2 separate regions of the Homo sapiens genome follow, and region 2 is linked to region 1. A link is a contact called in ENCODE Hi-C or POLR2A ChIA-PET data. All regions are on one chromosome and are shown on one strand. The core of a region is the stretch at or near the end of the contact, and the rest is flanking DNA. Distances in the headings are between cores, read along the strand shown. Region 1 has its middle 24 kb from the start of KLF13. Region 2 has its middle 110 kb from the start of KLF13.

What was found. A loop is a pair of places that touch in the nucleus more often than their neighbours do. ChIA-PET counts read pairs that join two places held with the same protein, here RNA polymerase II (POLR2A). Pooled maps may share reads with other maps.
Region 2: a loop to region 1 is called in a pooled map, with 8 times the contacts of the local background. The contact joins two enhancer-like sites. A Hi-C loop is called at or near these places in 1 of 168 maps with a recorded cell type or tissue (OCI-LY7) and 12 of 50 pooled maps. POLR2A ChIA-PET finds 5 or more read pairs at or near these places in 11 of 52 experiments (B cell, CD4-positive, alpha-beta T cell, GM12878 and 8 more).

The regions. Positions count from the first base shown.
Region 1 is chr15:31,300,330-31,305,827 of GRCh38, reverse strand. No RefSeq gene overlaps it. Among named protein-coding and RNA genes, the nearest start is that of KLF13, 24 kb to the left of the region's middle. RefSeq lists enhancers at 1-2,241, 2,336-2,638, 2,875-3,557. Within about 2 kb of position 2,332, at least 4 of the 41 ENCODE cell types and tissues checked have a DNase peak (open chromatin) inside an H3K27ac peak, as active enhancers do; they include OCI-LY7, where a contact is called at or near this core.
Region 2 is chr15:31,432,086-31,437,273 of GRCh38, reverse strand. It overlaps a transcript of KLF13 not described here. Among named protein-coding and RNA genes, the nearest start is that of KLF13, 110 kb to the right of the region's middle. RefSeq lists an enhancer at 1,907-2,426. Within about 2 kb of position 1,298, at least 34 of the 41 ENCODE cell types and tissues checked have a DNase peak (open chromatin) inside an H3K27ac peak, as active enhancers do; they include OCI-LY7, where a contact is called at or near this core.

The DNA of each region.
Region 1 (5,498 bases), core at 1,083-3,582:
TACTTCTAGGAGTTTATTCTACACATATTCCCACATGTGCAAAATGACATATGTTCAAGGTTATTTTTCACAGATTTGTGATGACCAGAGATTGGAAACAGCCCAACTGTCCATCTAGAGAGCCTGGTTAAATAGATGATGGTCTGTCCATCCATGTCACAGAGTAGTCTGCAAATGAAACAAGAACGGGGTGCCCTTTGTGCACTGACACAGGGATCTGACCTCACAAGGAGACACAAAGGAAGGACCCCTGCACAGCCAGTGCCTGTGGCCCAGAGTCGGTGTCCTATGAAAGGAATGGGGCCAGTATCTTGGGGACCCAGGCAGCCTGCTGGGCAGGGACAGAAGGTCCACTGGGCCCAGGGAAAAGGTTGGGGCAGCAGGAAGGGCAGTGTGCCCATTTCTCTCTCTCTCCTTTCTTCTCTCTCTCTCTCTCTCTCTCTCTCACACACACACACACACACACACACACACACACACACACACACAGAGAGAGACTTGGAGATAGAGACTTTCTCCTGCAAAAACAGACCATCTTGGGCAAGGTGGAGCACACAGCTCTGTAGGCTAGAATAACACAACCAGTCACCATAGCAACAACAGGGAGTTGTAATTTTCAGACTGTGAGCTGCGCCAGAACCCAGGGAGAGGATGCAGGCCACCAGCAGGGCTCCCTCCGGGCAGGTGTCTCTGTAACCCGGGGAATGGAGGCCTCAGCCACCTAACCTGTAAAAGTAGGATCTGATCCGCACACCGCTGCCCTGTGATGCCTTGGAGGAGAAATTGAGAAAGGCTAGGAGCTTTGAAGCAGGCTGAGGGCTCTCCAAAGCGTGAAGGCTGTTAGCCTCTCCCAGCACGCCCAGCGGGGATGCCTGGTCCCCTTCTCTGCTCCCGAATGCCCTCATTAGAGACGCCTGTGTGCAGCCCTGAATTTCTATCATAAAAGCATCTTTCAAATGAATAAATAATGACTAGAGAAAAGGAAGAAAGCAGATTGCATTTCATTGGGCAGGAAAGTTGCTTGGTCTCTCGGGGCTATTTGGCCAAGCTGCCCACAGGTGCCCACTGCGTGAACACAGGTGTGAGTCCCCACCAGATGCTGTTCATTGCTTTCTAAGTACCCTCGCCCCCACCTCCACCCCAACCCCAGCCCCATCCCAGCCCTTCCAGCTTGCAAAGTCATTCTATCATGGCTGTCTCTCCAAAAAAGAGCCATTTCCCAGGAAGGCACCACCCTGACCACTGGCCTTGTCCCGTGGCATGAAGCCAGCGTCACTCTGGACATTGCTGGCTGAGCTGGTTGGACTATGACTGTGGTGGCCAGCACCTCCCAGGCCTGACCCTGCAGAGAAAGGCCGAAGATGAACTCTGACCCCTGGGTGCAGCCACCCCAGCCAGCCCAGCCAGGCCCAGCGGGCAGCACCCCTCTGTCCCCATGGGCCTGGGATGCAGTGTCCCATTTTCCCTGGTGAGACTGGCCTTGTGGGCTATACAGGGGGCAGGAACTAGCAAGGCTATTCAGGGCCTCACCGAGGGGAAGGGCCACTGTCTCCATGGCTGCCAATTTCTGGCGACGTCCCCAGTGGTCTTCCTCCTGCAGGTTCTCAGGCGGTGCCCTCCCACTCCAGGCTGTGCCTGGCTGGGGGGTGGGGGTGCAGGCCAGGCTGGCTCCGGCTCCCACTCACACTAGTGCTACAGGGCTATGGTCCCATCCCTTAGCTGGGCTAGAAACGGAGAGGCGCTAGGCTTGGGGCTTGGGGAAGGGTCCATCTTCAATAGCTTAGTTCTCAAACTGTGTTCTGGGGTGGGCAGGGAGGGTGAGCCACACTCCACAGGCAATGGTGAGTGCTTGAAAACGCCTTTTACAAACTAGTGAAAACAAACACAGGAGTATGCTGAATAGCACACATCATCCCATGACGTTTGAAGGCAGAGCAACATCTCTTGCAGGCAGCTCTGCAGGGGGCCCTCTTGGGCCTTATCACTCTCAGTTGGTGGTAGACAAAAGTCTGAGACCCCCATCGCATGAATTTGTGTTCCTGTCACTTTTCACATGCATTCATGCTGGTGCATGATCTCTAATCTTTATAGGAGTCATTTTATCTCCTTTGGAGGGATTTGGGAGTGAGGAGTTGAGAGGCAAGGCTTTAAAGGAGCTTGAGGTCACCTCCCCTCACCCACTCCCAGGTGGAGTCAGCCCCTGAAGCCCCTCTTCCAGCCAGGTAGGCCTGGTTGTGGCTCGTGGCTCCGGGAAGGGAAGGCTGTGTGGGCGGGGTGGTTGTGTGGGCGGGGTGATTCCTCTTGGCTTGGCTCAGGGGCCCAGCGCTGTCCCAATCTTGTTTGGGGTGTGGTCTCTTTTATGCTGTATAATGACTCAAAAAAAAAAAAAAAAAAAAAGACCTTGTTCTTGAACAAACCAAGAATATCTGTCCCAGCATAATGACAGAAATATTGTGACAAATTAAGCATCTGTCATTGAGCTATCAGGCTCTATTTTAGGTTAAACCTGCTTAGAGATTACGCTCCTTTCAGCTCAGTGCTGCCTCCCACTGTGCCCTGTAGGCACTCTGAGGCTCTGGGGACAATTGTTGGGCCTCACCGGGCCCCAGTGGCTCCGTCTGAGATTCAAGGGGGTGGGCTTAGCCCCTGCTCAGACACTTGCGGCACATCCAGCCAGCCTAGGGAAATTTCATCTACTTCTCCACAGTCCCCATCCCCTCTTCGGCACCCCCATCTCCCACCTAGGTCCTAACGGCATGTGGCACTCAGCGAGCTCCAACTCTCGCTGGACAGTGGGAGTTGTAAAGGGAGCAAGGTGCCCCTGCTTGTCCCTGGCAGAGAGAGCCCAGGGACCCCACGAGGGGTCTAGAGGTCTAGAAACAGGCATGCACCATCTCCTTTCTGGGCCAGGGCCGGAGGGACACACACAAGGCAGCTGAGGGGGTCGAGGTCACCTTCAGGCCACTTGGGGATGGTCTGGAGCCTGTCCTGCTGTGTCCCTCAGCCCCCTCCGTGCCTGGAACTGGCCCTACCCCAGCAGCCCCCCATTCCTAGAGGAGACTCCAGTGACTCGATTTCTCCAAGGATCTCTGTATTTGCAGTGCTTAGTACTTTATCTCCCCCACCGGTCTCAACTTCACAGAAGAGACAACTGCCACAGAGAGGCGACCTGCGTGTGCTTCCCCAGCCACTTCTAACCTGCCGACCTCATGCCCTCTTCCCTAGCCTGCAGGTCCTCTGCCAGCCACACCTGGGGCCATGACGTCCCCTCTCAGGGAAGAGCCAGGGACTCCTGCTCTACAGAAGCTCACCCCTGGGTGGCTTGGACTCATAGCCAGGCCAGGGAGTGCGGAGTGGCCCCCCAGCCAGACGCCACATTGCATTTTGCAGAATGCGCCATTCCGCACGGCCCCCGCACACGCTGCTCCCTGGCCTGGAATACATCCTTGAGCATCCTTTTTCTGCTCTGGGAGCCTTCTCTGCCCACACACTCTCCTGGCAGCCTGGGCACTGTGCAGTTATTTAGGGCTGTTCCTGTTCGTTTGCCTCCTCGGCTTCCTACCAGACTGTGAGCTTCTTGGGGGCTGGTCTGGACTCAGGGGACCCAAGATGGGCCTCATGGTGTCCAGGGAGGGTGTGCAGACCTCCCTCTGTCCCACAGTTCCCACTGGTCCCCTCTATGCATACAGAAAGGTCCAGATGGCGGAGAATGTTCCAGGCCCAGAAGCATCTCTTCAATGATCCCTTCCTGAGTAGGGGTGTCCATAAGGTGCTGTCCCCTAAGTTCCCAGAGCCCCTCACGGCTGGGGCCTTTCTCCACGGGTCTGGGAAAATCAGTCTCAGCAACCAATTGCACCTAATTATTTACAGGACTGAAATGGGTTAGAAATCTTGCAAGATTCAGGCCCAGTAGAAAGGCCCTTTTGCATTTTTAAAAAATCTCAATGCAAATCCAATGCAAAAAAAAAATAAAAATATCTGAGGGTGTTTCTTAAATTAAGTTTGACACGTTACTGTGTCATTCAAAAAAAAAAATAACCAAAACAGGCCTTTCCTGGATTTGTTTCTTAAACATTTCTGTGAACGAGAAGCAATTTCCCTGCCAGCCCCTCACTCCAGATGGCCTAATCCCCTCGGGACCTGCTTCAGGCCCGATAACATCTCTTGGTGAGCTGGTCACAGTAAGGCCCTGCACTCACTTCTCGGCAGGGTCCCCAAGGGACCTCGCCACTGGGCAGCCGTGGCAGATGGGCTGTCCCTGCCTGCCCACACACAGCAGCCATCCCCACGAAGCAGGGGATGGTCCCTGCTGGCTGAAGGATGGCTGTTTTTCTCAGATCCAGGCCAAGTCACTCGGGCAAAAGGTCTGTTCCTTCCTACTGAATGCTCTGTTTGTAGCAATGCTAGGGCAACCCAAAGAGGACGGACTCTGTAGAGAGCCCATTGACACCACCCTTATCTGCCAAGGGAGGAGCTGAGGAGGGGCTTCCTGCCCAGCATCGCCAAGGGTGTTCCTGAGAGCCGGGCTGGACACCAGGGCCCTGCCCTTGCCCCACACAGGCTGCAGGGGAGCTGTGCAGGGCTGCACAAGTGTGCGTTCTCAAGGTGAACAAAGGCAGTGGGGGTGGGGAGGGGCAGGGAAGGGAGAGTCAATGCCATCCCTGGTCCAGATGGGAGAAGGTCCCAGCTCAGGAGAGCCCCCACCCCCACCCAGCTCTGGGAAACTCTGAGGCATCCCACACAGGGCCCTCCAGACGTGACTTCCCGGCTGCTGCCCACCAACTGTTCCCCACGGCTGCCCAGCTGCGCCTGCACGAGGCGCCCAGCCAGCCCAGCCAGCACCGAGGGGTCGATGTTTGGGGGCTTCAGGAGCCACATTTTTATACAGGCTGAAAATAGAGTTGGAGACTTTTAATTTTGCCGATTAAGGATGTTGTCATAAAAACAATCTCTAGGCACTATAATAATTTCATTTAAAAAGGATGTTTTAACATTTCAAAAAACTCATATTAAAAATAATAGAAACATTCAGCATTACAGACATGGGCAAAGCTGTCCTCTTTTTTCTCATTTCACCCAGGACCAGGGAGCTCTGTTAGGAATCCCAAGGCAGGCTGAGTTGGTCCAACCGGTGGCCTGGCGGTCCCAGGGTACCCCACAGGCCCTACTAGTTGGGGACTGACAGCCAGGCCTCCGCTGAAAGTTTCCTGTTCCCCAGACACAGCCTCCAGGGGTCCTGGGTGACCCCTGAAGAAGCCTGGCCAGCCCAGGTGTTTCCTGGAGAGCGCCTGGCCCCAGGCCCTGGAGGGGTTGGGCGGGGTGGATCCTCCCTCCGCGACCTGGCATCTCTGGCTTCCAGGGCTGGCACTGCTGGCCAGGACTGCCCCAGACACTCTGCGTGTGCTCAGAGCCAGCTGCCACACAAAGCCGCATTGTGGGCCTCCTCTTGGCTGGCAGACACGTGACAGCAGAGGGTGGGTGGTGGGCTGGGTGGGTGT
Region 2 (5,188 bases), core at 49-2,548, 130 kb before region 1:
CATGGCAGAGAAGAGGCACCCTGCTGCTCCTCCACATTCCCAGTCACCTGTGAGGGCCTCCAGTGACCAGCATTCCAAGATCCTCTCCCCAGCCAGCAGCCACTACTGGCAGTGACTATGTGGAAGCTCCCAGTGCCCTTGGTGGGTATGAAACTGCTGGGGTCCATCTCTAACCTGGCCCAGTCTTTGCAGGGAAGGATGATAAATGGCCACTTGTCGCGCCCGTGCCCACACTTCATGAAAGTGTCCAGGGGATGGTCAGTCCACCTCAGATCGCCCTGGCAGTCAGGGCTGGCATTCCACACGTCTGGGGGGCAGCCTGAACTTTGAACACCCCACCCTCAGGGGTTACCTAGCTGACCCTGCAGCAGGGATCTAAGCCTGTGAGGATGGCAGCGAGTCCCTGAAGCCTGGTGACCTGAGCTCCGGAGCTCCGAGAGGATGGCTGGCTAGATATTTAGTTCTCTCTCCTATCTGTGGTAATGACTAGCAAAAGGGGGCTGGTCGGGTTCTTTCCAGGAAGGTAACATTGTCACACAGCATAGAGTAAAGGGACCCCACAACCTGCTGGGCAGTGCAGTAGCCCCAGGCCACACCTCTGTGAATGGAGCTTCCTGGTCTGGGACCCCAACTGGGGCGAGCGAGGGGTGAAGTGAGCAGTGCACAGCACATGGCATTCCCACATCCTGCACCCTCCCACCCACCCTTGCCTCACTCATGCCGGGCCCTGGGGGTGGGATGAACTGAGAGCCAGAAGTCCCACGTGAATGCAAAGCACTTCCACCCTGCTCACCTCCTACCACACCAAGTGCTGTGGTAAACACGCTCTCCCAGAGATGGGCCGAGCCACGGGCTGGGCATGGATTCTCACCATCATCTGCATTTAGAGGATACCAGGACACAGAGGGGCTGAGGGGCCCGGCTGCCACATGCACTCACATCCTCGGAGGCGTCACCCTGAGTTCCTCCTACTGGGACCCCAGAAACAAGTCATCCCCTAAGAAACCCCAGAGTCCCAGAGTGGTGCCTAGCTGCCTGGCCCTGTTCAGCTCTCACAGGTCCTGCCTACGATGGTGGAGGTGCTCCCTCCTTCCCTCCCTCCCTCCCTCCCTCCCTTTTTCCCCCGCCCTCCTTTCCTTCCTTATGGGCCAAGTGCATGTGCCTGCTCCACTGGGTGGAGCAGAGTGATCAGGACCCAAATTAAGGGACTCCTGGGGCCCTGCAGACATGACTCCTCCCGGCTCAGTGTTTGCCAAACTTAGACTATGATCCACTAAGGTTTGGACATAAGCTCAGTGGGCGGCGATTCCTAGAAAATAGGAGTGTATCACACGTAGGGTGAGTGTTTCATGAAAATGGCATAAGTTATACACATACATGAATAAATGTACATACATCTGTACATGCATGAATACAGCAACTATGAATGTATACTTTAATTTTCTGTAGAGATGGGGGATGAGTGTAGGGTGAATGTGTCTCGCATAAGGGTGAGTGTTTTTGTGAAATTGGTGCCAGTTTTAGATATCTGTACACGCCTGTGCATACACATGCATGTGGGGGTGCCGTGGAGATTGCATCATCTCCTGTGGGTCACAGCCAAAGACGTCTGAGCAACTCTCTTTTATTCTGTTTACTTCAAGAGAAAGAAAAAGTAACAAGCCAAAAGCCCCTGGGCTTCTCAGGAAACAGGCTGAGGGACACTTTCAGCACAGGATCGGAAGGTCTGGGGGTGGAGACACATCCTTTGCCCGCCACAGACACTGGAGGGCGTGTCGACATTGCCTGCAGATGTCCAGGAAAGAGCTTGGACCCTAGGGGGCGGAAAACCGTGGGTCTGTGACCTTGACAAGCTCTCCAGCCTCCCGGATCACCTTCCTTGTCTTCCTTGTCTTCTTTGTCACCTGTAAAAGATCGAGAGCCTCTTGAGGCCGTTTTGAGATTAAACACACCACCTGCGAAGGGTCCTAAGCATGACCCTAGCGAGACCCTTCTCCTAGTCATTCTCACAACCAAAGGTTTTCAGCTTGAAGAGAAAGCCCGAGCTGTCCCCAGTGTCCCTTACTGTGACAAAGGCCCCTCGGAACAGCCCCGCCCCCACAGCCTACAACACATTGAAAGGACAAAACATAGACAAAACTTAAAAGAAGTAAAAACACACACGTTGCACCCGCCCCGTCCCTTAGCGTGCATAAGATATACACAGGAAGGAAGTGGCCAGGGTGATTCAAGGAGGCTGAGCTGCGACGGCTCAAGGAAAGGAATATTTCTGACAAGTCCGCCTTGACTGTGGTTTTGAACATGATTTCAGCCCTAGTTTTGGCCAGTCCCCCGGCCCCCGCCAGCACTTGTGTCTGCAGTCTAGACACAGCAGCAAAGGGGGACACCCATGCAGGAAGGCGCCCAGTGGGCTGCCCCATGGCCTTGGGGTTGGAACCAGGGCAGGATGAGCAAAAGCTGCTGCGCGCCGGCATTGACGGGGGGCTGTGGCTGGGGCAGGGAGGCGTGGGCTGCTGCCCAATCCACAGGGCTGAGGATGAAGGGGAGCTCCAAGAAGCCTGCTTCCCAGTATTTTCCCAGCTACTGACTCACAAACAAACCTGTTTTTGATTTCTGCTCTTAACCCGCTTCAGGCCCTAGCAGGTCCAGCCCCGTGGAACCAGGGAGCTCCAGACACGTCATTCTCAAACTCAAAAGTCCCTTCCACGCCCCTGAGATAGCAAAGACCCAGTTCCAAGCCTCTCCCACCTCCATCCACAGCCTCTCCTGCTTTCCAAGCCTTTCCACACCCCAACTCTGGCTCAACTGGGGGCAAGCACCTGATTCGAACCTCCCTTGGGGGGTACTGTTGGTTCCCGGCCCTTCTTCCCAGTCCTCTATAAAAGGCCTGCCCATCCCCAGAGCCAGCTCAATGCCACCTCCTCTGTGCACCTTCCTGGCTCTCCAACTGGCAAGTCTCTCTCCTGCTGCCACTGATCCTGCATTTTACTGTGTGGGCAGCTGTATGTCCAGCTGTGTGCAGCTGTGTGAACCTGAGCAAGTCACTTACCTCTCTGAGCCTCATTTCCCCATCCGTAGAATGGGGATATTGAGAGTTGTCTGCTGAGATGAAGTAACGGACGCGAAGCAACGAGCCTGGCACACAGTCTTGGCACCAGCATTGTACCACCAGTGGCAATGATGGCAGGCCTCTTACCCTCCACTAGGTGGGAATCTCTCTGGGGTAGGACTTGGCTGTTCTCTCTCCATCTTCTCTTAGTTCTAAAAAGATTTCCTACATCTGGCAGGTGCTCAAAAAAGAAATGTGAGGGGTGGTGTCTCCTGGTGGTCTGGGGCCAGAAGATTCTTCACATGGCGAGGGCAGATAAGACCCTGAGCTAGGCAAACCACACCTTTTGCAGGAGGGGCAAGAGCGGCTGTGGGGCAGCTGTGGCCTCGGCTGCCAGGGACTGGCGTGGGACTGATGTCCCTTGCATGGAGCCTGAGTGGCCAGTCAGTGTCAGCCCACACAGGGGCACCACTGCTTCCAGACCAAGGGCTCAGGGAGACCTCACAGGGCTGGGCTCTCAGGGCAGAGGTATCTTTGAGATGACATTCCCTGGGGCCCACAAAGGTGCCATAGTCTGAGCCCACAGGCTGGACGGGCATCCTAGCCCATAGCCTTCAGTAGAACGGGAGGTGGGAAACAGGTGAGTTCTTCAACAGTCCTGGCTCACTGCCCTGATCGCATGTACAGGGTGCAGAGCACACAGGGACTGGGGAAGGGGGGGACCCTGGTGGAAGAGAGTGGACTCCCTGAGAGAAGGGAACACAGCTGACAGCCCAGGGAGACCAAGGTGGCTAGGGTTTTTAGGACAGAGGACCTAAACAGAGAGAGCTGGCAAAACACAGCCCTGGACATCTGCAAAGGGACTCCTCGGTTATTCACCTCATGTGTGTGGAGAAACTGCCTGGGGCCAGGGAAAAGCCACCGCATGGAAGTAAAGAACAGCAGCTGGAGCTCCCAGGGGGCTCCCACCAGCCAGAACGCATAACTCCTGATTCACTGGCCATTGGGCACAGTACTCAGTGGGTAGCCTAAACTCAGCCCTGGACTAAGCACTGCTCCACGCCCACCTAACAAATCATAAAAGCAAGACCCAACAAGATCAAACAGTTTCTCAGTAGCTTCATTGTATCTCAGAAAAAAAGCTCAAGATTATTTATGTGTTTATTTTTCTGCTTTGTTTTGAGGCAGAGTCTCGCTCTGTCGCCCAGGCTGGAGTGCAGTGGGCGCTGGAATCAGGCATGTGCCACCATTCCAGCTAATTTTTGTATTTTTAGTAGAGATGGGGTTTCACCATGTTGGCCAGGCTGGTCTTGAACTCCTGGCCTCAAGTTATCCGCCTGCCTCGGCCTCCCAAAGTGTTGGGATTACAGGCATGAGCTACCGCACCCAGCCTAAGATTATTTATAATAATACAAAAATATCCAGCATCCAGCATGGTAAAATTCACAATATCCAGCTTCAAATGGAAATGACCAGGCCAGGTGCAGTGGCTCATGCCTGTAATGCCAGCACTTTGGGAAGTTAAGGCAAGAGGATCGCTTGAGTCCAGGAGTTCAAGACTAGCCTGGGCAACAAAGCAAGGCCCCATCTCTACAAAAAAAATTAAAAGTTAGCTGGGTGTGGTGGTGCATGCCTATAGTCCCAGCTACTCAGGAAGCTGAGGCAGGGGGATATCTTGAGCCCAGGAGACTGAGGCTCCAGTGAGCGGTGATCACACCACTGCACTCCAGCCTGGGCAACGGAGTAAGACCTTATTTTAAAAAAAAAAAAAAGGAAAGAAAGAGAGAACAAGAAAGAAAGCAAGAAAAGGGAGGAATCAAGAAAAGGGAGGGAGGGAGGGAGGGAAGGAGACAGAGAAAGAAAATGACCAGGTATAGGAGAAGGTGTGGCCCGGTTGGCTGGTATGGAACCTTCTACGGAGGGCAGAGGCCATGTCTAGATAGGAAAACAGGGAGCAGAGAGAGGCGGTCAGGAAGGAGCCCCCTTTCCAGTGCAAGAGCTCCAGGAAAAAAAATTCTCAACTTCACTTCCCCTTCCAGCAACCTTCCTTTTTCAGCAAAACGACCTGAAAGTTTTGTAAGTGCTCTGATTTCTCTCCTCCTTTCTCTCTAGTCTTCCTCCTTATTGTGAAATATAACA